Regions from separate parts of the Mus musculus genome. Here all the other regions are linked to region 1. Evidence: chromatin loops called from intact Hi-C (ENCODE). Cell type or tissue: heart. All regions are shown on one strand. Region 1 has its middle 130 kb from the start of Erbb4. Region 2 holds the start of Ikzf2 (IKAROS family zinc finger 2). Region 3 overlaps Gm29822 (a long non-coding RNA gene). Region 4 holds the start of Gm29822 (a long non-coding RNA gene).

The links. Hi-C counts contacts between places; a loop is a spot of excess contacts. Peaks named below come from ENCODE experiments on the same cell type or tissue, not always from the same donor. Only the 100,000 strongest peaks of a DNase experiment are listed, where the experiment ranks them.
Region 2: a loop joins it to region 1, with 8 times the contacts of the local background. A loop is called at or near these places in 24 of 42 quality-filtered maps.
Region 3: a loop joins it to region 1, with 7 times the contacts of the local background. A loop is called at or near these places in 31 of 42 quality-filtered maps.
Region 4: it touches region 1 in a loop (7-fold over the local background); 28 of 42 quality-filtered maps call a loop at or near these places.

Annotation. Positions count from the first base shown.
Region 1 is chr1:69,237,778-69,245,777 of GRCm38, forward strand. No RefSeq gene overlaps it. Among named protein-coding and RNA genes, the nearest start is that of Erbb4, 130 kb to the left of the region's middle. In heart, a CTCF peak has its summit at 4,132 (motif pointing right); no DNase peak of the experiment used is centred here; H3K4me3 peaks cover 372 bases; H3K27ac peaks cover 416 bases.
Region 2 is chr1:69,685,355-69,693,354 of GRCm38, forward strand. It overlaps Ikzf2 (IKAROS family zinc finger 2), which reads right to left and starts at 606. Exons shown (of 8, transcript NM_011770.4): 1 at 340-606. In heart, a CTCF peak has its summit at 3,859 (motif pointing left); DNase peaks (open chromatin) are centred at 1,917, 2,327 and 3,817; H3K4me3 peaks cover 3,994 bases; H3K27ac peaks cover 2,512 bases.
Region 3 is chr1:69,772,519-69,780,518 of GRCm38, forward strand. All of the region lies in intron 2 of Gm29822 (a long non-coding RNA gene), which reads right to left. Among named protein-coding and RNA genes, the nearest start is that of Gm29822, 11 kb to the right of the region's middle. In heart, a CTCF peak has its summit at 3,295 (motif pointing left); no DNase peak of the experiment used is centred here.
Region 4 is chr1:69,786,408-69,794,407 of GRCm38, forward strand. Gm29822 (a long non-coding RNA gene) reads right to left here and starts at 1,182. Exons shown (of 3, transcript XR_373478.2): 1 at 1,056-1,182; 2 at 324-546. In heart, a CTCF peak has its summit at 4,026 (motif pointing right); no DNase peak of the experiment used is centred here; H3K27me3 peaks cover 259 bases.

The DNA.
Region 1 (8,000 bases):
GAGTGAGGTAACACAATCACAAAGGAACTCACACAATATGTACTCACTGATAAGTGGATACTAGCCCAAAACCTAGGATACCCACGATATAAGATACAATTTCCTAAACACATGAAACTCAATAAAAATGAAGACTGAAGTGTGGACACTATGCCCCTCCTTAGAAGTGGGAACAAAACACCCATGGAAGGAGTTACAGAAACAAAGTTTGGAGCTGAGATGAAAGGATGGACCATGTAGAGACTGCCATATCCAGGGATCCACCCCATAATCAGCATCCAAACGCTGACACCATTGCATATACTAGCAAGATTTTATCGAAAGGACCCAGATGTAGCTGTCTCTTGTGAGACTATGCCGGGGCCTAGCAAACACAGAAGTGGATGCTCACAGTCAGCTAATGGATGGATCACAGGGCTCCCAATGGAGGAGCTAGAGAAAGTACCCAAGGAGCTAAAGGGATCTTCAACCCTATAGGTGGAACAACATTTTGAACTAACCAGTACCCCTGAGCTCTTGACTCTAGCTGCATATGTATCAAAAGATGGCCTAGTCGGCCATCACTGGAAAGAGAGGCCCATTGGACACGCAGGCTTTGTGTGCCCCGGTACAGGGGAACGCCAGGGCCAAAGGGGGGGAGTGGGTGGGTAGGGGAGTGGGGGTGGGTGGGTAAGGGGGACTTTTGGTATAGCATTGGAAATGTAAATGAGCTAAATACCTAATAAAAAATGGAAAAAAAAAAAAAAAAAAAAAAGATGTAATTGAGGCTACAAAACACATTTCCTACTTGTTCATGTGTTAAGCTAACAAAATAGAGAATGTGATACAGAAAGGGGGTGGCGAAGGGCAGCAATTCCCAGGTGATTTCTAGTCTATGACCCAGATGTCTGTTCTCAATCTAAAAAGTATCTTTGAGGAAGGAGGGATAACTCATCACCATGTTTAGGTTTACTTGAGGAGTGAACTTTGAGAGCTCCAGACTTTGTGCTATTCAGTGATCACTAGCCAAGCTCTTTCTTATACTTACTACCACCTGACCATGCTAACCCACCGCCTGCTGTAGAGATGAAACAACATCCCTTTCTCCACCATCATTTTCCCCCACAGGAATGCATGAATCTTAGAGAAGACACACAGTAAGTCAAGTCAGTGGCTCTTGACAGCATATAGAGCAAGAAGAAATTCAGGGGAGAATTTTAAGTTAAGAAGGAAGGAGGGCAACTATACATAGGCTGGCTGCTCTATTTAGAAGTATGAATCGCAAAGTATGGAACAAAAGGCAGAAAACCAGTTCAGAAAGTGAATGATCCAGGCTAGCGATGACACATGGCATCTTAGTAGAGATGAATACACTGAAGAAAAAAAAAGGTTTAAATGACTTAAAAGCAAATGAGGCCACATTTGTTGATAGATTCTATTGTTCATAGATTCTATAAAGAAAAATATGGAATTGATGTAAGTTCCTAGGTATCTATCTAAAACATTAGAATGTAGCAACCATTTAGGATTTCCACCAAGAATCAATTCTATTACCACATTATAAAAGGAAAGGGACACAAGAGAGATAAAGAGATGAACTTACTGACTGTCCTCTAAGTCCACTGTCTAATTTCACTATATCTGCATACAAGCTGATTTGAAGTTCTATTCTAAGTAAAAGGGGGCATGGAGGTTAAGTCTGCAGCCCATAGATTTTAGTCTGTTGACGTCCTTTATTCTATTACAAGAAGAGACTAAAGGCTCAGCATGTGTGGTGGTTTGAATGAGAATGTCCCCAGTAGGCTCAGATGTTTCGATACTTACTCTCCAGTTGGTGGCGCTGTCTGGATACGTTAAATGAACATGGCTGGGCTGGAAGAAACCTGTCAGTGCCTGTGAGCTTTGAGGTTTTAACCACTCACCATTCCCAGGTTATGCTCTGCTTCATGCTGTGGTTTAAGAAATGAACACCAAGCTTCCAGCTTCATGTCCATCTGCTGCCATACTTCAACATGATAAAGATGGGCTCTTATCACTCTGGAACCATGATCGAAATGAAACCCTCTTTCTATAAGTTCATGATGTTGTTAACACACAATAGAAATTCACGTAGTGCATCATGCATCCCTGAATCCTTCCCCACCGTTTTAGATGCAATGTCACTTTGCTAATCTTGCCACTCAGCAACCCTGCAGAGAAAACCAAGATACGTGGGAAATTCCAGGAAATCTACGTTGCCAACTATCACAGGGATCAGAGTGTGGGTGCCAGGATTCAGACCTGTGGATTGCCTGACGGCTTTCTATTAATCCCATTTCACATCTGGTGGTTTCCCTTGTTCAGAATTAGAAACACAAAACGATCCTCACCCTCTTACCATTTTAAACACCAAATGCATTCCATTTCTCTGTATCTTTATTTTCATTTAGATGAAAACTAAAACAGTTGTTACTTCTTCCCCAAATGAAGACTTGGTAAATGAAAGAAAGCAGCAAAACAAACTGAGTTTAAATGTAAACACTGACCATGCACAGGGGAATCTTTTAAAACCCCAGAAAGGATGGCGGCTTGTTTATCGGCGACCACCTAATGCATTACAATATCATTCACAATTTTTCACCAAAGGCTAATTATAAAAAAGAAACACTGAAGTCATATACATAGGACACACTAGCTACAAATAGTACTTTATCTGTGTGTCTAAACATTGGGATATAATAGTTCTCAGGTCCAGAAGAACTGTTTATGAATGAAGAAAGATTTCCACGTGGCTGGGAAGATTGCTCCGTGGGTAAAAGAAACTGTTAGCAACACAAGCATGAAGACACGAGGTGCAAATTCTAGCCAGCCATTGCCACGTGTCTCCACAGTGCCAGCATTGGCAGCTGAGGGAAGCAGACCAAGGGAGCTCACTGTCTGACCATGCTAGTGGAGACAGAGAAACAGTTAATATCGGTTTCAACAGGAGATCCCATCTCAGGGGAATAAGGCAAATACCTGAGATCTTTCTCTGCGCTTCCGTGGCACATACCGTCACACCACACACACACACATACCATATACATACACATGTGTTTGTGTGAACAAATGTACACACAATTCTCCTTTATATTTGATTGGTATATACTCTGATCTAATATTATCATTTTAAATGGAAATAAACATGTTTCTAATCTTGAACTTGAATATGTAATTCTTTAAACACTATAAATATTTCACTCTGACAAAGATGGAACAAAATTTACAAAAAAAAAACTGGATTAGATGACATTTTATCTGAAAATGTCAGCAACTGTGTGAAGCTTCACCTGAACTTCATATGTCTCTGTCATGAGCAGTACATGACACCCTAACATATGTATCCATTACCTTTTTAAATGAATATTAAAATAAAAATGATAAAGCTATGGATACTGCCCACAATTATATACTGTCTCCTGAGCATAAGACAGTATGCATAATTTATATAATAAATTACATTGTCTTAAATTATTCCTTTCACAGATAAAGTTGAGTGGTAGAAAGATTAATTATCCTATTTTAAAAATAAAAGTAACATAAATGACCAGAATAGAATTAAGATGCAAATATATAATTATTACTATTTTAATGACAGAGAATATGTAAGTCATCAAAATATGACACCATGTAAGTCTCTCTCTCTCTCTCTCTCTCTCTCTCTCTCTCTGTGTGTTTGTCTGTGTGTCTGTGTGTCTGTGTGTCTGTGTGTCTGTGTGTCTGTGTGTGTGTGTGTGTTTGTCTGTGTGTGTGTGTGTGTGTGTGTGTGTGTGTGTGTGTGTGTTTGGAGAATGGACCAGTGAGATGGCTCAGCAGTTGAAGGCACTTGTCACCAAACCTCAGTTTGTTCCCCAGGCCCCACATGGTAGAAGAAAAGGACTTACTGTGATAAGTTTTTCTCTATGGTCCATATTTGAGCTGTGGCTTACACACATGCCCTTACACACATACACAATAAACAGATAAATGGATAATAAATAATTAAATAAACATGATTTAATTTTTGAAAAGAAACAGACTTATGTGGGCAATGTGAAAATATTTAGATATTCCTTTCATTTAATTCTTTTAAACAAAGTAAAATCTTGAAAAACAGTTTGGTGTTCCCAGCAGACATGCAAAGACATCTCTGTCCACAAGGTGGCGGAAGCGCGCCGTGCACACTCTTGATCTTTTATTCCTTAATCCTTTTCATTCTGTGGTCATCTCCTTTTCTGTCATAAAGACCTCCCACTTCAAAGAGCCATTTTAGGCGGAGCTGGCTGGTCCAGAAGCCGTGCACATTCCACACAGAGCACAATGGCGAGTAGAAAAGTCTCAACAAATAACATTTCCAACCTGTTCACCAGCCCCTTCCGAGGAGCAGCCGTTACTCATCTCGACTGTGCCGGTCTGGACTTTCTGAGTCACAGTGTGGAGGATAATTCTGCATTTCTAGTTTTAAGACACGTTTTGAAGAATATACTTAGAAAATCCTTCACCTCGGTCCCAGGAGATGGCCACAGCTTTTTCCTGACAGTGAGTGTAGGTCAGAGGGGCTGAGTTTTGAGATGGGAGGGACCAGAAGAAAACCACTTTTCTTCACAACCCCCCCCAAAAGAATAGAAGACCCCAAAACATTTAATAATCACTGTTAGAGAGTTAATCTTTCACCTAAAATGTTAACCTGTGCCCTGGCTCTTTGACATCACACACCCCAGCTACTCCTACTAACACTAAGTTTCCAGTACCTCTATTCACAAGCTGTGTCAGTCACCTTAGGCAAGTTACCTCCACTCCTTATCTCTGTTTTCTACTTATACAAAACAGAGAAAATAGCAGAAGCCATCTCAGGAAATAACATAATTGAAATAATTCACATAAACACACCCCCACACACAAACACACACATACCCTCCTAGCACATCAGCACACAGTGTGGCTCTAACACATTTGTCTAGGGATCCTATATCCTATGCCTGGGAAAGGGTGGTGAAGGAGGAGCTGAGGCTGAGGCCGTGGAGAATTTAAGCAAATCTAGTATACCAGTGTTGTTCATTGGTGATGCCTAGTGAGATTTTTCTCGGAGGGTTATAGCGTTCAAGTGTGACACAGCTAAGTCACCTTTGAACTTCAGTGTTGAAATCTGGGGTTATCTCATTCAGGAAGAATGGCTTCTCTCTAGACAACAACTTGGACCCTAAGCTCCCGGGTCTCTGAATTCTATGGGTACTTAGTGCCTGTCTATCTGTGCAGGTTCTACATATATCGGTGGTTTAAGACTTGGTATCTTCAAATCCCCTCAAGTGCCAAAATCAACATGCAACCTCGCCATGAATGGATAGCCAACCTGTCCTCCTGCCTGTCAGCATCAAGGTCTCGCAGAGTGTGGTGAGATTCACCTAATACATGCTATGAACTCATCTTCCTAGGAAGTGAGGTATAATTTCAAGAGCTATAAAAACTTGGAAATTGGATTTCAGGCTTCGTTATTCCACTCAATAAGAACAAGTTTTTTTTAAGTATGAAGGAAAAATACTTCATTTGTATGTCTTTGTAAGCTATTTGACATAATTAAGCTAACAAAATAAGCATGATGAACACACATATGTCATACCCAAGTTCCTGATTTTTAAGAAAAGGATTCCCTAATATGAAGCTCTTTCTTATACAATAGTTTTTCTAATTATACAAGCACAGTGGTAAAATAAATCTGCCAATATTAGACAGGGTGGTAAAATATAATTCTGAGACTAATCTGGCTGCATGGGACTGGGTCATTGCATATGCCCATGCTGGAGATGGGTGCAAGTTTTGTTAACCGGAAAGAATGAAAAACATCACACATGGAGTTCCCAGGGCATGGTGTGTATTGTCATAGTTTTTAAAGTTCTCATTTTAATTGGACAGTGAATACAAGTTGACATAATTCATATAAGTAAAAAGTCTTTGGGGATTGAATGTTTTTTTTATACATAATAAAAATGTTCCCAAGACCAAGCTATCTCAACTTTTGAGTATAGCACTCATGACTTTGCTTCCTCGGGCCACAAGCAAAATATTTAGCAAACCATGTTCAGAATTCTGCCTCGTAATTCTTCAAAGCAAACAAACCATCTCAATGTCCAACGGAAAGTTATAGTCATTCAAAAGTCTCTTTCAAGATAGGGACTAATGGCAGAATTATATAATCCAGCATCGTAGAAATGATCCATTGCTACATTTTTCCAGTTATCAAATTTATTTCAAGTGAAACACAAATTAGCAGTAAGAAATGAATATTTTTAAAGCAACATAACCAGACCTTAAAAACTGCTTCCTTTGCTGATCTTTTTAAATGCATGTGATTGAATTTGTTTCTATGTGTGCACATATGTCATGCATGTGGACAATCTCATGTATCATTGAGTCAGGATCGCCCATTGATCTGAAACTCACCATTAGGCTAGACTGCCTGGCCAGCGAGCCCCAGAAATCCTCTTACTTCCACGTCCACAGAACTAAGCTTCGGAGCCCAGCATTTTCAGGAATTCTTGGAATCACACTCATATTCTACTGGTTACTGAGTGATCCCTGTAGCACTTTCTACCTCCTAAAGATTAGTAAATAATGATACGTATGGAACAGTATGATTCACCTGAATAAAAACTGTGTGTACTTGAGAAAGGCATAGTGGTACATACGTATAATTTCAGTGGTCAGGAGTCTGAGATAGGGCCATCACAAGCTAGAAATCACGCTGAGCTGATAAGACCCAGACTCTGTTTCTAAAACCGAAGCAAGGCTTGGACAAATGTCTCCCTGGTAAAACACTGCCCACACAAACAGAGTCCCTGAGTTTTGATTCCCTTAAACACCCGAAAGCCAGATTTCCAGCAGCCTGCCTGAAATTGCAGCATGGGAGGCAGAGACAGGGAAGCTAGGGAGCAAGCTGGCTGGCTACCGTCGTCGAAACACTCGGTTACAGGGTCAATCAAGAGGCCTTGCATCACTATATAGAGAGCCTTTGAAGAAGACACTCAGTATCAATGGCAGATCTCTAACGCAGACATTCACAGGTGTGCACTTACACACATTAGAACATTTATATACATACTTGTTTACATTGCACACACACATATACATATATCGTCTCAAAAAAAAGAAAGAAAGAAAGAATGAAACCCAAACGTGAGAAATTCATTCAAATTTTCAAAAGACATTTAATGAGCTAAAATGACGTGAAAGAGTGAACATCATGTCATCAGAGACTAAGTTTAGGATAAACAAAACAAAATAAGCAAAGACCTTTCAGGCACTCTTGACAGTTATGTAACATGAGCAAGGAGTGCTAGCCTACCTTCTGCTCATCTCTAAAATCCAATCTAGTAGAAACATAGAAAAGGAAAAATGGAAGAAGGGAAAGATCAGTCCCAGGGCAGGGAGAGACAGCCGAAGGTGACTCCAGAGCTCATCAAGAGCCTCACATTTGCTCCTATCCCCCCCTGCCTCCCCCCCCACCCGCATATCCTGGAATACAGAATGAATATTGTTATCCTGATACTGTTGCTTTTTGCCTTGATAAATTTTCTTGAAAGTAGTCAAAAGCATATATTATGTTATGGGAGCATGCACACTGTTAAGCCATCTCCATACTGGTAATTGTTTCCGTTGGGAAACTCCCTATTTAGATAACAGTTGAGAACAAATGTGTACAGCACATTTGTTTCTCAAGGGTGACTTTCACTATGCACCGAGGAGAAGGAGACGTTTGGGTAAGCTTCAGATTCTCTCCATCATCAGGTGGTCATGCCTACAGTTCTGAGAATCCTCCTTTCTCCTTCATATCCCAAGTTTGCTCAGAAGAAAAGATGGAACCACTCTGTCTTTATTTTTTTTTCTTTACTTTATTTTGTTCAGTCAACTTTCCTATTTGGTCATCGAGGTTGACTACAGTCTTGGATTCATACTGGCTATCTGAATTTCTTGTGTCAATTGTCTCTCTGTTACTCTAAACACAAATCACTTATAATCAGAAAATCGTG
Region 2 (8,000 bases), 450 kb after region 1:
TTTTCTTTCTTTCTTTATGGAATAATCAGATCAAATTCCCAGTCACTACATAGCAGTTAAATTCCGACCTGCTCTACTCTTATCAAATTCTTTCAATTAGGTTACGTAAGGTTTGAAAGAAAGGGACCCGGAAAGTTTTAAAGGGGAGCAGTTTCTACCGAGAGCTTACAAATGAGTCTATCTCTTTAAAAATGTACACATTTAACACACATACTAAAAAGAAGCGTCAGTTAGAAGCAAAAGAAGTCTGCGCCAACAGTGAAAGGGTTATTAAACCCTCAGTGAAGGAAAAGGAAGAAAAAGGAAGAAAAAGGAGAAAGAGAAACAAAATGTACATACAAAAGAAATTGTCCTCTGATTAAAAAACAGTCATCACCATTTCCAGCTCTGTCGGGAGCTCCCAGCTTCTTCTAACCCCTCAAGGAGGAGGTGACAATGTCGGGCTGAAGAGAAACGGAGAAAGAAAGAAAGAAAGAAAGAAGTTTTTTGTGTCCCCCCCCCCTTCCCTCCCTGCCCCCTCCAGGCAAAGCCCCCTGCAGAGTTGAAGCCGAGGAGGAGGGAAAGCACTTTACAGGTGGGTCATTCCAAGACCGAATCCAGCAAACAGATCGGCTGATAAACAAAACCAAGAAATGAGAGAGAAGGAACACTCCCCCCCAACCTCCTCCTCCTCCTCCTCCTTCTCCTCCTCCTCGTCCTCCTCCTCCCCCGCCCCCGCCCCCTCGTCCCTTTGGGATGGTCTAGTAGGAAAAGTCACTCAGGAATGGCACCACGTACTTTCAGGAAAGAGGAAAAAAAAAAAAAAAAAAAAAAAGACAGGGAGGGAGGGAGAGAAAGAGAGAGAGGTCAGTGCTACAGCAATGCGATTAACGAGAAGAGAAAAAACTTGATCCACCGGTTCCTTAAGAATCGACCAAAAGCTAAGACAAGAAAACTGAAAGAAAAAGGGGAGGGGGGGTACGAGGGGAGGGACAGTCAGGCAGAACCCAGCAAGGAACCTAGGCCAACTTCACAGGACTGTTTTGTGGCCTCTGGCAAAATAGGAAAAAAAGAAAAAGAAAAAGAAATTAAATCTTCATTCCATCTCCTTCGTCCATACCAGAACCTGTCAAAGCGATTTAACTGTTGCTGTTATACATGTGTCACACCAGATTTTTATTATTATTTTTGTTTTGTTTTGTTTTCAATCTCAACAGTATAATAGCCTCTATCCAGACAGCTGCAATCTATGCCAGGTTATCCAATCTTTCTTCTTGGAATTCAAGTTAAAACAAAGCAAAAACAAGTCCAAATCCATGACAGCTATAAAGATGAGAACTGATTAGTCCATTAACATCCCAGAAGCAGATTACAAGGAGGGGACGATACATTAAGGCAAAGGACATCATCTTCAACGAAATTCCCTGAGCGTCCTTAACAGAGATCATTTCCCTAATCAGAGCCACAACCCATCCCTCCCCAAAGAAAAGCGTCTATATTATTATTATCCCTGGTTAACAGCAACAAGTCATTCGATCACACCACACTGTTAAACAAGATTCCATATCATTACACTTAACTTTGAAAACACTCCCCCTCCCCAACCCCTTTGCAAACCATACACAAATTGATAGATAATCTATGAATCAGAAGACAAATAAAACAAGAGCTGTTCTTCCCCACGCAAAAAGCCAAGCGGAGATTTACCTCAGCAGTGCATGCAGTAAAATAATCCCATCACCCTTTTGTTTGTGTTTACTGTTAGTGTGTCCTCTCCCTCTCTCTCTTTCTTTCTTTCCTGTGCCTAACGTGTGTTTGTGCACTGCAGTTGGTGGTGGAAACTAAGGCAGTGGATCTGTAGCTAAGGGTAATCCTGTTTTTACTTCCTCCATCTTCAGCGAGGAGCAGGGTTAGCCCGGGACAGCTGGTCAAACCCCGAGAAACCGATCCGGCGGAGCCCGAGCACATCTCCCCCGCCGGCCGGGCTCGCGCAGACGCCCGCGGGCGGAGGGCGGGCAGCGGCGGCGGCGGTGGCGGCCGCGCGCGCGCGGAGGGGGTTGGGGGGGGGGTCGTCAGCGAGCGCCCGGGTCCGTGAGAGCCGGGAGCGGGCGGGCGGGTGAGCGAGCGAGCGAGCGGGCGAGCGCGCGGGCGGGAGGGGCGGGGGCGCGTGTCTGCGCGCTCGGCCGCTCGTTCGGCGCGCTCGGCAATCGATTACAGGACAAGTGCCGCGCGGCTCCGCGCCTCCTCCGCGCCTCCTCCGCGCCCCGCGCGCCCCCCGCGCCGGCTCCGCCCCTCTCCCCGCGCCCCGCTGCTCACGTTCTCCGCTGGCCGCGCGGGAGGGACGATCTCGGGCTCCCCCGGCTCATGTCGGCCGCGGGAAGTTCTCTCTCTGGCCCGGTACCTCCCCGGATTCCCGGCTCCCGGCACCCGGAGGATCTGGGACACTGAGCCGGACAGAGGGACCCTTGCGAGTGCCCTGGGAGACACGGAGCGAGCGCCACTGTCCCCATTGTGAAAGTGCTTCCCAGTGCAAGTTTAAAATTAGAGTGTTTACTTGCTGTTTATATCCACCCCTGTCCCGGCGTGTGCCACATCCACCCGAGTCAAAGGAACCGTGAGGTTCGAAAAAGTTGTTAGCCTGGAAGTGTAGCCTAGCCTTATGCCAATCACGACGTTTACATTTGTTGGGCGAAGAGCATAGGAATCGTCCTGAGAAAATAAATGCATTTTCAATCTACAAATAGCAGCATTTACTATCTTTCTTGACCACAGAAAGGGGAATAAAGAATTCTATAATTAAAGGGAAAAGGAAAATGAAAGGAGCTGAAAATACTGAACTGTGTAGTCTGAGTGGTTTAAGTTTGAAATCACATGAAATTATCAGGAGTGCCAAACAACATTTCTGAGAAACCGTATCGCATATTGTGTTGAAAATCAATGCTGAAAGAGGAGCAGGCGCTGTGCCTCCCACTCCTTTAAAGAATCCCAGAAATAGTTGCTGAGAGTTTTCTCCCTTCCCCCTTTTCCATGGAAGCAAGCCATATGACACATTGAAAATAAAATCAACTTTCACCTTAAGCACCGCTCTGCCTTGTGTTTAGATTCTGGTGTGAGCAAAGGTTCACAGTGGTATACAATGAATACACTAATAATGTCCAGTGTATCTATTTTCACTTTTTACAACCTTATTATATCTATTGTAGTTACTAAGCAATTTGTTCTTATAGGTTCAGTTCATTTTTTTTAATTATAGAAAATGATGATTTAAAGCAAATAATCATTTCATTGGGAGTAAACCACTTGTGCTCGGGTTTTCAATAATTTCCTGATGATTTTCTTTAAAGTTGCAATATCTGTGACATTGTTAAAACTAACATTTTTACCTACTCCTCAGCTCTCTGAATAAAATCCCCGCCCCCGCCCCCCCCCCCCACACACACACTTAACGTTAGATTTGGAAAGGTCAAACTAAAGAGAATCTAGGAGTCGAGTCTTTCTAATCAATTCAACAGACAGCAAATTCAGAAAGCTGGCGCGTGTGACGCTACAGTATAGAAAAGGTGACATACTATGAAGTGTGAAAGAAGTTCTCAGAGTGTTCCTTCCCACTTGAAAAGTGTCAGCGTATCTGCAAAGTCATGGTGGTCCTTGGGAAAGACTTAAACATTCAGTACTAAAGTCTTCCTAGTTAAAAGCCACAGAATCCGTCTGCAGAAGAAGATTCATTGTGAGATCTGGAGAAGCCATCCTAAGTTACCAAACTACCACACTTGATGTGGTCCTTGCACCTAGCTGACCACTGCTTGATCTAGATCTCTCCTAGCTTATCCGTGTACCGATTTGCTGCCATTGGTTCCCTAGCCACCAGAGGCACACCCTCTCCCCCTAGTGGTTAAACCTTCGGACAGTTTATTAGCAGACACAGTCGTCCCCCAAGAGAGAGCTATTTAGGCAGGAACTCATGAAGCCCAAATTTTAGGAGGGCATTCTGAAGAGTGGGAATTAGATTTTTTTTAAAAAACATCCCATGTTCCTTTCTCATTCAGAGACTACAATGAATTCAGGTTTTCTGAAGAAGTCATGAATGTGTTTACAAGCTAAATTGGGTAGTTCAGTTTAATATTTCTGAAGTCTGACCTTGGCACCTGGACTCACAATCTAATGCATTCATGAGAAAGTGACCACATATAAACCGTAGCAATTCACGTTGGCCAAGATTTCCCTTCACGATATTTTGGTAGTGGTTAAAGAATGGATTTACTTATGCCCTTAGCCATAGCTACTCTGTATGCAATTTGTTAGGCAGTTATATGCTTGAACTGTGCAAGAAAAGATAGCACCAGGAGAGTCTAGTTCTCCTTATCTTGCTGGAAGGTTAAATCTTCACTTTGGGGACAGGTATACCATCAGAGCAAAGCATTGCTCTGATTGCTGTCTCCTTCTCACTCTCTCTGTTCAAACTATGGAAGCTGATCCTTCCCACCATTGTTCCAGGACCTGACATATTTCCAATGCAACATGGTTGTAGGTATTCTGCTCACATGTTGGTTTTAAAAAGAAAACCTAGCTCTCCGAATAGAATTTACTCTTGGTTTTTCTTTGTTTGTTTTGTCTTTCTTATTTGTCTGATTTGGTTTTTCAAGACAGGGTTTCTCTGTGTACCCCTGGCTATGCTGGAACCCACTGAAGATCAGGCTGGCTTCTGAGATTCACCTGCCTAGGCCTCCCCAATGCTGCGATTTAAGATGTGTGCTACCACTGCCTGGCTAGAGTTTACTCGTGTAAAAGGCAGAGATGATGTCTTATATAGTTCATTATCTTCTCAGACCCAGCACACTGTTTGGCACTAAACGGACAATAAACACTTACTGAATGGTTGTGTAAATGGAAAAACACATATGCTCCTTCCATGTGTTAAGCTATTGTCAAGGAACAAAAATAGCGATGACAAATTCTGACTCCCTAATGAATTGGGTCAGCCCTTAGCTTGTAAGTCATGATACAGGTGTCCTTAGTGTGTTAGTTCTAGCTTATCCATACAAAGGCTGTTGGTGTTTTCCTAGATATTATCAAATTTATTGAAAAATATCAATTGTAAAGGGAGCTAAAAGCATAAAAAAATGCAAATTACTGTATAAAGGTAGTCTCGATTAAAATGCACTTTCATGGTGCCTCAACTTCAGAACAAATTATTTCTCGATGACAATGCAGGAAACCAGGTGACTAGCGAGTGCAGCCCATTTAATTTTACAACCACTAAGTTTAATTAGCAAAATGAAAACTTTACAAGGCACTGTGGCTAAAAGACACATAATAAAGTAAGATTTTTTTCTCCCCTGAACGGTTTGTGTTAATTGTTTTAGCTTTAAAAACAATTCCCTTTAAAGAAACTTAGATAGAGATCTCATTTTTATCTTGTTTTGCTCAGGGAATTAAATCTACATTTTTAAGTTTTGGTTTTATTTTCAGTATGTTTGTGTAGTAGGAGGACAAACTGTAATTCTTATGTAATAATAAAGATTTTTTTAAAAAAACTATATATATACATTTTTGATGGTTTCGTGATCCTTGATGCAATTAGTCCTATAGAGTACATGTTAGAATATGGCCTTTAGGGAAACAGAATTTAACACTGTACACATAGATGGCTGCAGTTAATATTATCTTTTTAAGTGGGAGAAGAGACGATGGTGTTTCTATCTCTCCACTTAGCTACACACTGAACAAGTGGGAAGCCAGAATTAGAATGTTTTCATCGAGACTCTGATTTTGTTTCTGGCTTCCCAGGATTCTGGGGCAACATTCTAAGATCCCATGTTAGAGCAGCACATTGCTCTCTGCCAGCTTTGCCTCTCCAGGGATACGAAGAGTCTATGGTCTGGTTGCTTGACCTGTGAGGTCTAAATCAGAAGTCCGTGTTCCCACCCTCTCTATCTTGAACACTGTCCTTTTAACACTCTTTAAAGAGTATTACTTTGCAGTTAGAGATAAGACTCTTGTTCAAATACCCACATCCCTAGAAAAGAGAACATGATGAATCTACACTTCTAAACAGTTTTCTACTAGGGAGCATGTTCCTGTCCTACAGCAGAGGAGGGACTAAGACCATCGCAGATGAGAGTTATGAAGTGAGAGACAGACAAAGAAGGTGAGGACTTCACCGGTTTCTGAATACAAATGGAAGCATGTATTTTTAAAGATGTCATTATAACCCTTCATAATTGCTTTAAAAAGGCAAATGTGTTCTGCGTTTGAAAAAAAAATTAGAGCCTTCTATTTGTACAAAATTAGAGCTTCAAGCTACAATAAGTGGTACTGTGCAAAAGCAACCCTATCTAAGAGTCATTGGAAAGTAATTCTAAGAAACCCAAGATGTTGGCACATAAAAACTACAGCAAACTTGTTGAGATGCCCGATATAGTATTGGCACAAGATGACAAGTACACCAATTGTCTGGGAATGTATCTCAGAAATAGGGGATAGCAATAAAATGGAAAAAGAGTCTAGTGAGCATAAACACTGATTTTTTTAGACATAGGTGAAAAACAAAACAAAACAAAACAACAGCAAAAAAAACCTTATCCTCAATAGTCCAGAATATATTTAGCAACTAAATTCAAGGAGTGGGAAACTTTAGTTTGGCAGGAATGGGATGGAAAACCCAAAATGATCTTTTAATTGTGAAATTTGGAGGGGAAAGTACAAGGAGCCAGACTGTATTCAGTATAGCAAAGGCTGGATTGTGGCTGAGAGGTGTCATCTCCGAAGAAGCATCTGATAACCAAGCCCTTATCACTAACCACCCATCCTGTCTTTTAGATGTGTGAAAAGCCCGTGGAAGTCCCTGTCCTGTGACTGGGAGGAGCTTCAACAACTTCCAAACCAACTTGGTTCACAGTGGTGCAGTCTAATCGCTCCCTTAATCTCACTTAATCGAAAGGGAACACAGGAATGTATTGCCGGCAGTGACCCAGGGCTTCGATCTTCCCTTTTTAGTAGTCAGATGGCCACAACCTCAGCAAGTTAAGAGCCATGGGGGGATATAACTGGGGAGTCATTTGTTGTTTGCCAGTTCTACATAGCAATGTATACTGTGAAAGGGGTATCTTACCCAAGGAAAGGTCACCTACTGGTAGTAAAGTCAAATGTCATCTCCGCCTAATCTTCAAGACTGTGGTTTAGAGAAAGGTTAGCTTAATAGAGGAGTTAGTGCTCCATTCTGAACTGTGGGTCGTAAGATATGATATAGACAGGGAGAATTACACCATCAGTACCTTTCCCCAGCAGCTAGGCTGAACCTTCAAAACGTTGTTCACATTTGATGCCATGGTAATGTGCTAGACACCTGGGGAAATCCCAGTAAACTAGACACCTGGGGGAAACTTGGTAGACTATCACTAAAGGTTCTATTAACTGTGATCCAGAAACTTCTATACATGGTAGACTGATTTGTTTTAAATGGAATATTGTTGAGAAATAAAAACATTATGCAGAATCTTTAGCATTTTATTCATGAGACTGGGTTTTGTTATATAGTACCATTTGTCTTAGAACTCACTCCCTTAGACCAATCTGACCTGAAATTGCCAGGGAGTCTCCAGCCCCTGCATCTCAAGTGCTGGGATTATGGGGGTACACTGGCATGGTGGTTAGCACCCTAGACTTATAATGCAACCTGTCCCAAAAATCTGGAGTATCAGTTTAACTAGAAAGGCCACATATACCATCATTATTATAGGCGTTTACTTTATGCCAGGTACCAAGGTAAAGAAAGCACGTTTTGTGTATCATCTCATTTAAAACCCACTATCATTCTAAATGTAGTTATATTCCTTATTTCCCATAGGAAGTTAAAGCTTGGAGATTTAATAGAGTTTTCCCAAGCTCCACAGCTTCAGATTAATTCTAAAACACCTATACTTGAACTGATCATGCCTATATCTCCTACATTTTTGTAAAAAAAAAAAAACTTGTTTTGTTTGTTTGTTTGTTTGTTTGTTTGTTTTCATCTTGTGCTTTGA
Region 3 (8,000 bases), 530 kb after region 1:
AGGATCCAGTTGGGCCTCCTAATTCTGTTTTTATGTGCGTACGGTGAGAAGGCACCAACAAACATACAATGTCCTTTTGCGTTCTTTCAGCGATCTTATTTAACTAGTAAAGAAATTTTGAATGGATTGTAGCCCCTTTCCAGTGCTGATTATATTTTAGCAGTCTCTTCTTTAACAGGGAGGGTGCAATGTCTCACTTAAACCTACAAAATGGGAGGTTCTGATACAGTTAAAACGAGTTTCCGAGGCTCCTTAATGAAGAAGTAATCCAGTTTGATGGATGTCTTTATTTCTCTCTTAATCACAGCATGAAAGATTAGCAGCACATGTGTCAGTCTCTTCTTGAGTTAATTACTCAGAAGTTAGACACAAATGCAAGGGTTTACTTTAATTTATTGCTTTGAATTTCAATAAACTTAGGAGAGACAGCATGAGAAACCCCTGTTCGATTCTCAAAAACGTAAGGAATGTTACAGAAGGCTTTCTGTTATAGTTGCCTTCAGGTTTATGTTTTCTGCCAAAGCAACATACATATAATATATACATAAACATAGATAATGTATAACATATACATAAACATATATAGCATATAACAATACGTCAGATAATTGGATTCTCAATATCCTGTTCTTAGCTGTAGTCATTACCTAACGGTTCAAAGAAATAGTGAAGCACTTTTAGATTAATGGTACAGTAGTTATCACAAACTAAAGAAAAGCCTATGTCCTTACACATACATTGATTCACTATTGTAAATGTTATTCATGCCTGTTCCCTTGTACTTGTGTGGGAACAATTTTTGTATTTAAGACAAGATTGCTTTTTTACTTCTCATTGATGTTAACCCTGATGTGATTCAACTCTGAAAAATCCATAATGACCAGGCAGGAGAGTGGTCTTGTGGGTGGGACGTTATTAATTCTCCAGGCAACAGTACATAAATTTAATAAAAAATATGTCTGTAACCAGCTTTTCTAGCATTGTAAATATTTCCATTTGAAATAGAAGAGTATATTTTTATTTGTTTTATTTTTTTTTAAAAGCTTCATTCCTTTATCTATAAGTACCTGACTCCGTGGAAGTAGGAGGAACGCACCCAACACAGTGCATCAATCTGGAGAAGATAGACTGGCAGATAGAGAGCGAGATAGATGGATAGAAAGGCATCCTCGGCATCCAATGAATATGAACTTTACTTCTCATTGGGGTGGAATTTCAGCTACTTGATTGATACCATGGGGACAATTATTTATACAGCTGAGTACAGTCACAGGAATTTAAGTTTGGGTAAATTTAATTGTCTTCTTCATTAACTCTGGTTCCTTAGTTCAATAAGCATAGAGCTTTTAAATTTTAAAGGGTAGATTAAACAAAGCAGAAGGAAATTCATATGCAGAAGCCCTCAAACTTTCAAACAGCACCAACTGTCTCCTGTTAGTAAAAAATGATAACACTTATTTATTTCAGCTTATAGGAGATCCTCTGTGAAAAAGAACCCCAAACACTTAAAAATACAGGATGGGTAGCTGATCACATTTTTCACTGAAGGGGAGGGGGAGAGAAAGGTGCTGCTAATGGTGGTGATGGTGATGATGGTGGTGATGGTGACAGTGGTGATGGTGGTGGTGGTAGCAAAGGTGGTGGGTTGTGATGGTGGCAATGCGTGGTGGGTAGTGATGGTGGTGGTGGTGGTGGTGGTGGTGGTGGTGATGATGGTGGTGAAGATGTTGATGCAGTGTGTATAGATGAAAGAGAAGTCACTTTCTGACTTCTTTTAGAGCAGGTAAATTCTAACACAATGGTGTGATGAAATTAATTTGTATAGTCCAAAGGTCTGCTTGACAATGTCATTTGGCTTTGGGTAGGCAGCTTCTTTACCCCTTTCCTAGTTATTCTTTGAACAAAAGCAGCTCTGTTGCTCAATTTATGATTTAGAGGATATGAGTGTGACACTCTGGGTACTGCAGCTTGAGTATTGGCACAGCCATCTTGGTCATTCAAGAGTGACACAATATTACAGAGTTAGATTGTCAGATTCATTCACATTCAACATCCTTGAGCTGCAAGAAGTCAAACAAATGACTCTTTCTCTGAAGACGACTCTAAACTGTACAGTACAGTTTCCTTAAAACCAAGATGTCACGTGACAGAAGACAACGCTTCACTTTGTTCCTCAGATTATAAGGGGTTATCCAGTGAAGAAGACGAGCTTTTGCTTCTAAGATAAACGAGGCTGAGAAATTAAATGGAACGTTATAAATACCAACTGCTCATAAAGTTGCATATGCAGGGTGGGGTTCTTACAATGGGTGTACAGACAGGGACTTGACTGAAGGCTTATGTTAGAACAGTGTTAATGATAGACACCTTGATTTTAAAATAAATACATATTTCAGAGAAAAATAAGAAAGACTGATGCCTATTGCTCTGTCGTCAGCCCCAGTTTTGTGTTTGTAGGGTCCTCTGTTACTGTGTAGCCTTAAATAATATGATCCTGCAAAATAAGTGAATATTCAGCACTGGGACCTGCTCTTAAGGGAGCATTGTTTAAAATTCCTAAATTTGTTATAGACATTACAACTTAATTTTTAGTGTCTCTGTCTTGTGCATGTGTGTTCACACACGTGCATACATCTGGAGGTCAGAGGACAAGTAGACTTTTTTTCCTTCTGACACCATGGAGACAATTATTTATGCAACAGTGTCTTGTTGGTCTCAGGGATTAAACTCAGGTCCTCAGACTAAGCATCTAGCATCTTCACAAGCTGAATCATGTCATCAGCCCAACATTTCTAATATAAAACATTAAAAAGTAAAACCAACCTAACAAATAATAATAATAATAATAAACCTTTAGCTCATATATACTGCATAAAATAGTAAGTGTCAGGAAACCATAAAATATTTATAATTAGAGAAATTTTGTTATGTGAAAAGCATGGTCATTTGAAAATGTGGCTATGTGTGGCTGGGGAGTGGCTCAGGGGTTAAGAGGCTATGAACCTGTTGGTCTCAACCTCTCGCAGGGAGGGGAGGTCAAATGACTCTTTCACAGGGGTCACCTAAGGCCATGGAAAAACAGATATTTATATCATAATTCATAACAGTAGTAATGTTGCAGTAGCAACAAAATAATTTTATGGCTGAGGTCACCACACACGAGGAATTGTATTAAAGAGATGCAGCATTAGGAAGGTTGCGAACCATTGGATTAGAGAGGACCTGAGTTCAATTCTCAATCACGTGGCTCCCAACTCTCTGTAACTCCCGTTCCAAGGGATCTGATGCCCTCTTCTGGCTGCAGAGGCACAAGGCACTGACATGACAGATGTTTATGCAGTCAAAAATACCAAATTATTTGTATAATTTTTTTTTGTAGTTCATGGATGTTGAATATGAATCTGAGAGTCTGACTTTTTAATAAATATTTATTTATGTGCACATGCAAACATAGAACATATTTATGTACACTCTCTAAAGGGGTTTTGTAAATCTTATGTATTTCATTTTAATTTGTTGCCACTGTTATATTAGCTAATGGCTATGAGGGAAAAAAATAGTAGATTTTCAATAATTACTCGTTGAAGTTTCACCAAAATTGCTTGTTGTTATACACACTTCAAAATAATGCTCAGTGTTTGAGAGCATTTCCAGTTATTTTCAGGTAACGTAATTAATTTTAAAGGCATGTTACTTCTATTATCACATTTTTGTGCTAATGGGACTCAGCATGTCTATCCACAATGTGAAGAAATGTTTTAACTGATAATCCTAGACCAAACGAGGCTCAGCAGGTGAAAGCATTTGACTTGGAAGCCTGATCCTGGATCCAATCTCTGGGACTCATGTAAAGAGGAGAGGGGGGAAACGGACTCCACAGAGCTGTCCTCTGACCTAGATAATAACACTGCTTTTTTTTTTTTTTTTAAGAAAAGAAAAGAAACGAAAAGAAAGGAAAAGAACGTCATTATTGTTAGATTTAAGTAACATCTATTGGCCTTTCCAAATTTATTTCTAGTGTGGGGGAGGGAGGAATGAAGAAAGCTTAGTTGAAGTCAATGCCATAAACCATCTTACATCCTCATTTTCCTTATGTGTTCCATGTCATTTTGTAAGTGGCAATGCTAATCTTCTCAGATAACTTAGGTGCGAACAGTAAATTTCAGTGTGTTAGGGGCCAGACACTTACAAAGCTTCTGAAACAGCATAGGGACTGAGGTCACCTGACTCTGCCTAGTCACATCTGGTAGCAAACACAGCCACTGCCACCTAACAGCTTAAGCGGAAAGGCTAATTTGCAAGGAGTCCCTGGCAGGTTTTCTCCAATGGCCTCTTTAGAAAAGTAGCTGCAAGAGATGTGATCCATTGTAGATCTTACTTAGAAACTTGAGCTCTACTAAAGCAAGTACAATATCTAGCTATCTAGCAAGACACACTATCGAGCTGGCTAAAAATAAGTGAATGGTCAAATTCAGGTAAATATTTTAATATTCAGTTAACAGAAATGATCATACTCAGGTACGTGGGTTTGGCTGAGCTGAGGTAGGTCATGTGTTCCAATGTGTACCACCCCACACATTAGTTGCACAATGGCTTTTACCCCTACAAAATTCAGGCACACACAGTGTCCAGGACAGATGGAGGTCAGGGGATGACTTGAGGATGTCAGGAAGCTCCAGTGAACCTTGGGAGGCCAGACTGAAGTGAGTCCTGAGGCATGGTGGCTGCCACCTTCAAGTGTGTGCTGGTAAGCTCAGCATTTGGGAGGCAGAAGCAGGAAGCTTACAAATTTGAGGCTAGCCTGGGATAGATAGAGAGCTTGGGGCCAGTCTGCGCTATGTGGTACTATCCCATCCAAAAGCAGGAGGTGGCAGGAAGAGTGGGGGAGGGAAGCAATAAGAAAACTTTGTATTGAAAAATGGACCATATTCATCTTGCGTTTTTCCCCACATGACCTTCTTAGCCACAGTGTACTGTTTGTCCCCCTCAGACTGCAATGCCCAGCCCTTGACATTTCAGGTACTGCTGTTTTAAATACTTCATTATTTTCTATTTTTTAAATGAAAGTTTTATTCACATAGTATGTTTTGTTCATGTCTTGCTGCTCCTCCAGCTCTTCCTGCCTACACACCCAACTTCATGTATGTTTTCTGTCTTACAACAACAGTAAATTAAAAAAAAAAAACAGTAATACAAAAGATGCTGAAACAAAACAAAAGCAAAACCAACTACTTGGAGGGTTTGCGTGTGTGTGTCTCTGTGTGTGCGTGTGTGTCAGTGGGGTATGTGTATGTATGTGTATGTGTGTGTGTATGTGTTTGTGTGTGTGACAGGCGTGTATGTGGGTGCATGTATATGTGTGTGGTGTGTGTTGTGGTGTATGTATGTGAAGTGTATGTGTGATGTGTGGTGTGTGTGTGTGATATGTTGTTTTGGTGTGTGTTGTGTATGTTGTGGTATATATGTTGTGTGTGGTATCTGTTTTGGTGTGTGTTGTGTAGTGTGTGTGTATTGTGGTGTGTGATGTGTAGTGTTTGTGTGTGATGTGTGTATGTGTGTGTGTATGTATGTGGGTAGTGATGATGATGGTGGTGGTGGTCAGCTACTCCCAGGCATGGGGTCTGTCCTGGACTGTGACTGAGGGACCTAGTGACACTCCATTGGAGAGAACTGTTTTTCCTTTCAAAGAAACTATCGATGGCTTCTTGGTTAGGGGTGGAACTCTGCCTGTACATCCCCTTTCAATGCTGGGATTTTCTCTGACTGAAACCTGTGAGGGACTTGTGCATGCTGCCACAGTGTCTGTGAGGTCATATGTGCCCAGCCCTTTTGTGTCTAGAAGACACTGTTAGAATCATCCACATGTCTCTTAAAATCTTTTAGACTTCTCTGTAGGTTCCTGAGCTTTGAGAACAGGAGTCTGATGAAGACATCTCATTTAGGATCGAGTGCTCCTACGTCTCTCACTCTCTGCACATTGTCCAATTGTGGCTCTGATGTTAGTTCTTATCTACTGCACACAAAAAAGTATCTCTCTTATGGGAATTGGGCAAGGTACTGACCTATGCATATAGAAATATGTCATTAGGAGTCATTTTGTAGATATATTTCTTTAGCAGAACAGTAGTTGCATATTTGCCCCTGCGCCTGAGATCCATCTAGTCTCAGATTCTTGGCCACTTTATCAGAGTCCATCTCATAGTGTAGGCCTTTTATCCTGGACAGACACCCAAATGACTACATCTTATCACAAAGATACTTGCTCATCCATGTTCATTTGTTGTAGTATTCATGATAGACAGAAAATAAAAACAGCTTTGATTCCATTAATTGATGAACAGGTAACGAATATGAGGTCTGTTTATACAATAAACTATTATTCAGCTATTAAAAAATTAAAATTTACAGGTAAATGGATAGGGCTGGAAACAGTCAACCTGAGTCACGTAACCCAGACTCCAAAAGACAAATGGTGCATATTTTCTTCTCTATGCAGATACTAACTTTTAGATTTTCCATTATGTATGGACAATCCAGATGACCACAGAACTTAGACACATGGATGGGACAGGGGGCTAAGAGGATCTACCAAGGGATAAGAAACCCTCCAGCAGTTATAAAGTGATTCTAGTGGAATTCCAAATAATGGGGGAGATGGAGTCACAACTGGCCATCTCTTGTTACCAAGCAAAACTTCTAGTACCTAGCCTGGGCTACATCCAAATGAGTTATTGGCCAAAGTGGTCCCATGCAAACTTCTAAACAACACAGGACGCTGCCAAGGCAATAGATTGCTCATCACACACTAAAAGCAAGGCTCCATTACCTCATTGAAGAAGGAAAAGGTGAGCTGGTGTCTCATAGATTCTCCACCTAAGTGTTCCAGTGTCTTTAGTATGGGAATGTACATTTCAGGGTACCAGAAGAGAAACAACCATCAAACCAGACATACAACTATTGGTTTATGGTCTGTACTGCCTTCAAAATCTGCTAGGGCAATGGTGGCACAAAGCAGGTGGAGTAACCAACCAATGTCCAATTTGACTTAAGGCCCACTTTACAAGGTGGAACCCATATCTGGCCTGATATAGTTTGGGTGACAAACAATCAGAAACTAGATAGCCAGGAGACCTGGGATAAAACTAAATACTCCTGGTCTAGAAAAATAACATACCAATACATTATTCCTAATGATATTCAGCTATATGTATAGATCAATACCTTAATCAGCCATCACCAGGAAAGCTTCTTCTGCATCAGTGAGGACAAATACAGAGACCCATAGCTAGAAATTACTGACAGAGAGAGAGAGAGAGAGAGAGAGAGAGAGAGAGAGAGAGAGAGAGAGAGATTGGAACACACAGCTCTAATTGGGATGTTTCCATCAAATCCTTTCCCTCAGAGCTCAGAAAACTTTGTGGAAGAGGAGGTGGAAAGAGTGTAAGAGCCAGAGAGGATGAAGAACCAGGAGAACAAGGCCCTGTGAATCAACTGAGCAAAGCTCGTGTGAACTCACAGACTAAGGCAGCAAGCATAGAGCCTACACACGTCTGCACCAGGTCCTCTGCTTATAGATTAAGGCTTTCAGTTTAGTATTTTTAAGGGATTCCTGAATGTGTGAATGAGTGGGTCTCTGAGTCTCATAAGGTCTCTTGAGGTTCTTTTTCTTTTGTTGGATTTCCTTGTTCAACTTCGACGTGACGGCATTTGTTTTGTCTTATTATATTTTGTTTTGTTAATCTTCAATTGTTTTCTCTAGAAGCCCCTTATTTTCTAATGAGAGACAGAAAGACCATGGAACTGGATGGGAGGGGAGGTAGGGAGGAGCTGGGAGGAGTAGAGGGAGGGGACACTGTAATTAGGATTTATTGTACATCTTACTGGGTCCATGGTCAAAAGAAGTCTTATGGCCCCTCCAAACATTGCAGGCAATATATTGTCAAGGCTGTTGGCTGCTCTCCGCAGCCTGAGGTAAGAACCTGTAACCGAGGACAGCATTT
Region 4 (8,000 bases), 550 kb after region 1:
AGTCCATGCTGATCGGGACTCAAAACGTCTTGCCTCACACAAACTGGGCCACAGTGCCTAATACAATTCTCCATTGCATCCCTCAATATATAAAGCCCAGAGAGAGTGTGCTCAAAGATAACAACCATTAGAAGATTTCCAGATGGTAAAAATTTCAGAATTTGAGGGGATTAAAGATTATACTTGGTTTGAATTTTAAAACAGGTAATTATTTTCAACCTTTGACTTTGTATACAAATGCAGAAATCACTACTGCAATTTCATCAAGAGATACCACGAGTGCTTTTTTTTTTACTTCCAGATTAAAAATGCAAAGAGCTTACCGAGGAAGGCTGGCACTCCTGGCCTTAAAACTGTGCAGTTTAATGAATCCCAGGGTGTTACTAACATGCAGAAAAACTTGCTTATTTCCTCTTCCTCTGCCCCAGTGCTCCCACACAGTAGGGGTCAAAGTACCATCCCTTTGCAGAGGAGAATTCCGGAGGGTTCCAGGTCCCCATAAACTGAGCAAGTATTCTGTCAATATTGACTCATCTGTAGAAGGTCCTGTGAGCAAAGCAGAGAGAAGCCTTTGAGCTAAACCTGGTGTGTTAACACTCCCCAAACAAATATGGTTGCCCTTGGACAACTCCACTGCGCCCCTGCCCTCCAAGAGTGCCCGCATCAGAGAGTACCTTACACGCTTCCCTGTGGAGACCCTTCAACGACTTCCTGAGATGAAAAGCTGCCCTTCCCTGAGCCTGTGCTCTTACTGGAGTTTATCTTTCTACAGTGTTTTTTTCTATGATCATAGACAACCCGAGGGAATGTGTATTTGTGGGCCCCTGGATTGCGTTCACTCTGAAACCGGTCTGTACATCAGGGAGGTTAAAGAAGCCAAGCGCCTTCAAGTCGAGACTGGAAAATTGTCACCATCAGCCCTGTTTAATCAGAATGTCCTCATGACTAATAGTCTATGGTAATACAAGTTTCCTTTGACATTGGAAGATTTAAGTGAGGATTTCTTCTTTGTGACAGCTGGTGGCAACGATCTCATCGTGCGAATAGAAACTGACCTTCCAAGCTCTGGGACCGTGGGTACGATGGGAGGACCTCACACAGAGAGCGGATCTGGATGTTGCCTTCAGGCTACGAGTCTGACGTCTGGGCTAGGACTCCACAAACACTGTGAGCATCGCTGATTTAGGTGTCTGGACTTTGTCCCGACTTTCAACCTGGGCTACGAGTTCCAACTGGCTGGTCTCACGAGACAATCCTTCTCTGTCACACACTGCTTGCCTGCATACCTTACTGCTTGCTCTTCAGAGAGTTGTTCTGACTTCCCTGGGTCACTGTCTGGTCATTGCAACCTGGAGATTTAGTTAAATGTTTCAACATTGACTTCAGTCACTCCCGGGGCTGACAAATCCCAGACCACCCGTTCTTGAAGGCCATCACTCATCTCCAAATCTTGTTGAAATGAATTATGTGACTCTTCACAGCTGTCACACCTCGCTACCTATCTGTTTAAGCACCATCTTTCTGCGTGGTGGAGTTCCTTGCATGGCTGCCCTGTGCCCATAGTAGTAGGTCTATTCTCTCCTAGCTCCAGAACTGACCGCCTCTTTCTACTCCAGCATCAAAACCCAAACTCAGAAGTGTTGTTCTTACTTTTTCTGGGGTCATCACCTGTAAACAAGGGCTTTCTCTACTCGGGCATCTTTGTTCATCTCGGTGGCTGCTTTGTCTTAGTTTCAAGACAGATCTTACTTCCCTGGGTTATTTTCTGATGTCTTAAACTAGTTTTAATCCAGGGTGCAAGTTACTGATAAGATGGGAGCCAGTTACAGATCAGTAACTGAATTAGGTCTCCTGTCTGCCTTTTGTGTTACGGAAATGGGAGTGTTGGTTTTCCTCTAGAGAAGTTGACATCTAAGTGGATTCTCATAGGCCATTCACTGAGAATATCCTCTTAGTAGTAGGAAAAAAATAATTGGTAGGAAACAACAACTTTGACACTCTTGGACTTTCTACTGTAGCGTAGAACAGATGTATCACCACGGGAGATGATGCTAGGGACCAGGATATAAACAGAACCGAGATGAGAAAGACACGGAGCTGGTAGCTCACTTGTTTACGTCAACTTCTATGACCTGCAGGCTTGGGGGAGGGTCCTGCAAGGATGCACAAAAAATAAATTTGTATTATTAGTATTCCTGCATTCCCGAGTAATGTTTTTGCCCGAGGTTAGAAACATTAGGGAAAATCAAAGAAATCGCTGACTTGGGAAGATTCCTGAGGCACAAAGACCTGGTCTGGAATGATGAAAACATGTATGCCTCCTCGGGCAGCAAGCAAGAGATGCGGCGCTGGATGCCAGGGATATTCTCATGTGTGACACCTGGGTAGTTGCTCCGTTTCTAGTTAGAATAAATTCACCCTGTCTTCTAAGGAGTTCTTCAACTGTTAATCTTGTCACATGACTGACAAAGAGGACCGGGAGAACAATGCTTAAGCATTGCTCTGGGGGTTGGGTGGTTCATTTCCCTGGGGTCAGGAGCTAAATGGGGTAACACAGCAAGCATATATTGAATGGATATCCTAGGTAAGCTGCCCGGTTTTCCTATTCCTCAATTTTCCAATCTGTAAAATGGAGACCTAGGCACCTAATACAGATACCATGATGAGTTTAGTCCAAGTGAAGGGTCTGTGTGTCCGGTAAGGATAAGCATTTAGTATGCAAGGTGATCTGAGCAATATTTACCTAAGGATGTTACCATAGAAGGATACTGTTTACTGGGTGGCTTCCCCTGGCTTGCTCAGCTTGCTTTCTTATAGAATCCGACTCCCAGCCCAGGGATGGCACCACCCGCTATAGGCCCTCCCACCCTTGATCACTAATTGAGAAAATGCCTTACAGTTGGATCTCATGTCGGCATTTCCTCAAGGGAGGCTCCTTTCTCTGTGATAACTCCAGCTTGTGTCAAACTGACACACAAAAGCAGCCAGTACAGACATCCCCAGGACGAGTGTGTGTGGGGGTGGGGTGGGGGGGGTGGGGTGGGGGGGCACTAGTCATCAGGGTAGTTGACGATCTTATCCACAAGAAAGGGAAAACTCGTTGTCAGAAGCATGCGGCTGGCTTTTTCCTCCTGGAACCACCACATAGGAGCTTTGGGCCCTTCACAGTGTCCTGCACTTACGATGGAATATGCAGAGCATAATGAACTCTCAATATTTTAAAATGGTTATCAATCTTTCAGTGTTTGAGTGTGTATCACTAGCTTAATAACCATGTGTAGAACTCTTGGTGGCATAGTGTATGTTTTTAAAATGTTGTCTTTGCCTCAAGTCCATTTCCTTCCATTTTTATGTAGCTATGCCCAAGTTATGTCTACGAGGGCTTTGTGATTTATATACCAAATGCAATTTATCGTAAGTGTACCTTTTAATTAGAGTGCTGCCATGTAGTCTATTTATTCAGGGACTTCGAGCATCATCTCTTCTATAGGACAGCTGATATATAAAGTACATTAATGGAATAACAATTATCATTTAAAACTCGTTATTGGCATTGGTTGGAAGCAATGTAGGAAGCACATTATAAACACATTCATGTTCGCCATTTACTATCTTTTCCTGGGCTGTTGTCTCCAAATTTAACAAGGAGAATTTCATTGCTAATTAGATTTAGAAAACAGTCTGGAAACTAATAGAAACATAAATTTAGGAGGAGGGTGCAATTAGTTCAAAACCACCCCTGAAATCTTTATTACTATTGAATAGGATGATATGTGTTTAATATATATATATATATATATATATATATATATATATATATATATATATGTAATATTTTCAGAATGGTCTTAAGTAATAGCATGTACAACATAATTTGTAGCAAAAGAAAAAGATGCCCTTATCTATGTGGAAAGTATGCATTTAAAAAATTTTTAAGAGGTGCTATACCGGTTACCAATAATTTTAAGATTTCTGTCAGTAGTGGCTCATGGCAGACAGTTTGAAATGATCGTTGCTCTATTTGGACAGTAGATGGCGCTGTTGCCATTTTCCAACAATACGCTGAGTCAGAATGGGCTCGGCTCCAGGATGCAGACTTTTTCTTTTTTCTTTTCCCAATTAAAGCAAGAAGACTGCCATCGGAGAATCAATCTTGAAAGTCATTATGAATTCGAAATGAAGTCTAGGTTTCATTCTTTCCTTTCGCACCTCTGCCATAAAATGCTCCTTCTTGCGGCCTAAGCTCTTTCCTGTATAATGACTTTCTTTTGAATGATTTCAGAGCTTTTGCTGGCGTAAGAGAACAAAGTCTTTCATAGACAACGTTGAGAAAAATCTATCTCTTCGTGATTAGGATAATAAGCCTCTGTACTTGATTTTGATATGTATTATACGTCTGCTGTCGCCTTATGTGGGTAGCATGGCGGTGGCCACGTCTGCCACAGGCAACTTTCCGATCTCACTGGGATGATTACCCGCGTTTACATTTTATTACGAATTGTTGAAATGACCTCCGGGCCAGCTCTTTTGTCATTCCCAAATCCATTTGCGGCTATGTTGGATTCTAAAACACACAACACAACAATGAGAGCAACAACAACAAAAACTTAGTTGGCCACTTTGAGCCGTGCTGAGTGTCTCTATTGTCTGTGTTGATGTGGCTCGTCCATTAGTGACTTAATGGATTGGGAGCTTGAAAAGGTAGATGATACTGACAGGCGCAAATGGATTTCTAGGCGTTCCTCTAATGTTCTCTCACGGGAACAATGAAGTATCAAAATCCCTTCTTGTGATTTTGGCTTTGGTCCTATCGAAGTTTGTGGTGCTAGAACTTTTTATTCTTTTTCGGTGGCGGGGATCTAGGATGTTGTCTTTCTAGGATGGAGAGGATGAAACCCTGCCTGGATAAGAAGGTAATTTGGGAACAGCCCACAGGAAGTGCTCTGGATCTGCTAGACTTGCACTTTTGCTTTCTCTCAACTTAGAAAATTGACAGCTGTCATTCATTTCTGTCCTGTTTACATGAATGGGATGGTCTTCCAGGTATCTGGGACTCCTTTTTTTTTTTTTTTTAATTAGATATTTTCTCTATTTACATTTCAAATGTTATCCCATTTCCTAGTTTCCCCTCTGAAAATCCCCTATCCCCTCCCCCCTCCCCCTGATCCCTGATCCCCAACCCACCCACTCCCATTCCTGGATCTGGCATTCCCCTGTACTGGGTCATAGAGCCTTCACAGGACCTAGGGCCTCTCCTCTGCTACATATACAGCTAGAGTCACAAGTTCCACCATGTGTTTTCTTTGATTGGTGGTATAGTTCCAAGCTCTGGGGGTACTTGTTAGTTCATATTGTTGTTCCTCCTATGGGGCTGCAAACCCCCTCATCTCCCTGGGTACTTTCTCTAGCTCCTTCATTGGGGACCCTGTGCTTCATCCAATGGATGAATGTGAGCATCCACTTCTGTATTTTTCAGGCACTGGCAGAGCCTCTCAGGAGACAGCTATATCAGGCTCCTGTCAACAGGCTCTTGTTGGCATCTGCAATAGCATCTGGGTTTGGTGGTTGTTTATGGGATGGATCCCTAAGTGGGGCAGTCTCCGGATGGTCATTCCTTCATGCTCTGCTCCAAACTTTGTCTCTGTAACTCCTTCCATAGGTATTTTGCTACGTCTTCTAAAGTGGATTCTGAGCTTCTGAGCTAATATCCACTTATCAGAGAGTGCATATCATGTGTGTTCTTTTGTGATTGAGTTACCTCACTCAGGATGATATCCTAGATCCATCCATTTGTCTAAGAATTTCATAAATTCATTGTTTTTAATAGCTGTGTAGTACTACATTGTGTAAATGTACCACATTTTCTGTATCCATTCATCTGTTGAGGGACATCTTGGTTCGCTCCAGCTTCTGGCTATTATAAATAAGGCTGCTATGAACATAGTGGAGCATGTGTCCTTCTTACATGGTGGAACACTCCTTTCATCTTAGTCTCTAAAGTGAGGACGAAGAGTAGACCGACCCCATACATCTTCTATTCACTGTATCCTATACACTGGTAAACTCAAAATGAAGCTAACTGTTTAAAATACCCAATTGCATATCCAAACAGAATTGGTATAAAATAAGGCACAACATGCTTTGTAGAGAGACTCAAAGAGGCCCTATGGTTTTGTTTAAATGCCCACCACTGTTCACTGTGCTATCTGGTAGGTTTTGCTACATGGGGAGCAAATGGCTGTTATTCTCCATACTTACAGTCGTTGTTAGAGGCCAAATATTGGGTGCTGAATGAGTCACCCTTAATGATAATCAGAGCTATCGAGACAAAATTATCCCCTAATTCCATTTGGTTTAAGACAGACCGGCTTGATTTCTGTCTTTAGTATACAGCAGTGCTTGGAATATGTAGCTGTGTTGGTGTTGCTCTGTAAGTCAAGCAGGAATGGTCCACGAGTGTTTCTTGGAGTTCGGGATGGACTTATTCCTTTCTTTGCCCCATGGTGTCTTACATAGGCCAGTGTGATGCTGAGAAAAATCACTTTTTGAAGTTTTAAACAGGACAGATGGCTATATCATAAGCCAGAAAATTGGCTCTTCAAAGTTTAATCTTTCAGGGACTTCCCACTCAATCTATCTTTAAAGCAAAATATTGATCCTCTCGTCTACCTTCTTTGGGGACCAAGGAGTTCACCAAAAACATTAGTCTGTGTTTTTCGTTTGTTGTTGTTGCTTTTTTGGTTTACATGCCTTTCTTTTAACAATACCTACTACCTAAAGAGATTTGTTACAAAGTAGTATTTGTTTTATAACTAAAAATTTCACCAACACAATGCTAAAATTAGTTGAGAAGCACAGACAAATGTATTAGCAGTGTATAAATAACACAATATATCGGTCAAACGTCAACTCTATAATTAAATGCAGAAAGTATGGCCTTTTTACCTCCAGGCCACTTCAGACATTCCTGAGGTTTCTTTCAGGCATTTGAGGTTGAAATTGTGTTATAGTTTAAGTGTTTACTTTGACGGTTTGTCTGTTGGAAGATTTATTTGTGGTTGTATGAACACAAGAGATGCTAGGACCTTTAAAAGTTAAGGTCTAGTGTAAGGTAATTAGGAAAATGATCCCTTCCACAAACTCATCTCCTGTTATCTCTTCTTGTACATAACAATACTACCATGATGGTGTCAACTACTATGTGGCCTAGTCCAGTGGTCTTCATCAGAGGCTGAACTGCCAGGAATATCTAACCATGGTATTATCTCCAAAACTGAGCTGAAGATATCTCTTTCCTCATAAGGTTTCTGGCACTGTTACTTCATTGTAGTGAACTAAAATGAACTAGTACAAATTAACCTAATCTCAGGATTATATCTCTCCATATTTTCTTCCTGTGCTTTATTTCAAATTGTAGAGGAAGTTTAAAAATCCAGTAACATCACTGTTCTGGCAAGGGATCACATCCAAACACCTTTTAGGTCTGTGTGGTCTGGCTGGAATAACACACTTTTAATCCCTCTGTCTGGAATATAGACTTGCCCTTAGGATACACTTTTAATCCCAGAAAATGAAGGTAAAGTAAGTTTATAGAAGGAAGCAGCTGTATTTGAAAGTGACGTATAATTGAGGGGCAGATAAAGTGACAAATCAGGGAAAGATTTGACAGAGTGAGTCAGAAATAGGATATGCCCAACTCTCAAGAGAACAGACAGGGAAGAGAGGCTACTTAAGAGCAGCATAGAATAAGTCAGGAGTGGAGGGCAAATCAGCATGTGCAGTTCAGTTCAGTGTAGCTTGATGCAGTTTAGTTGAATGCCCCAGAGTTCAGTTGCATTTGTGCAATTCAGTTTAGTTCATTTCTGTTCAGGTTGCACAGTCAGTGCAGTTCAGTTCATGGATTTCAGAGGCAGGTTTTTTTTTTTTTTTTTTTTTAATTAAAGCAATTCAGTGAGGAGCTGAGGAGAGAAGCCAGTTTGAGTCAGTCATCTTAGAAAGGA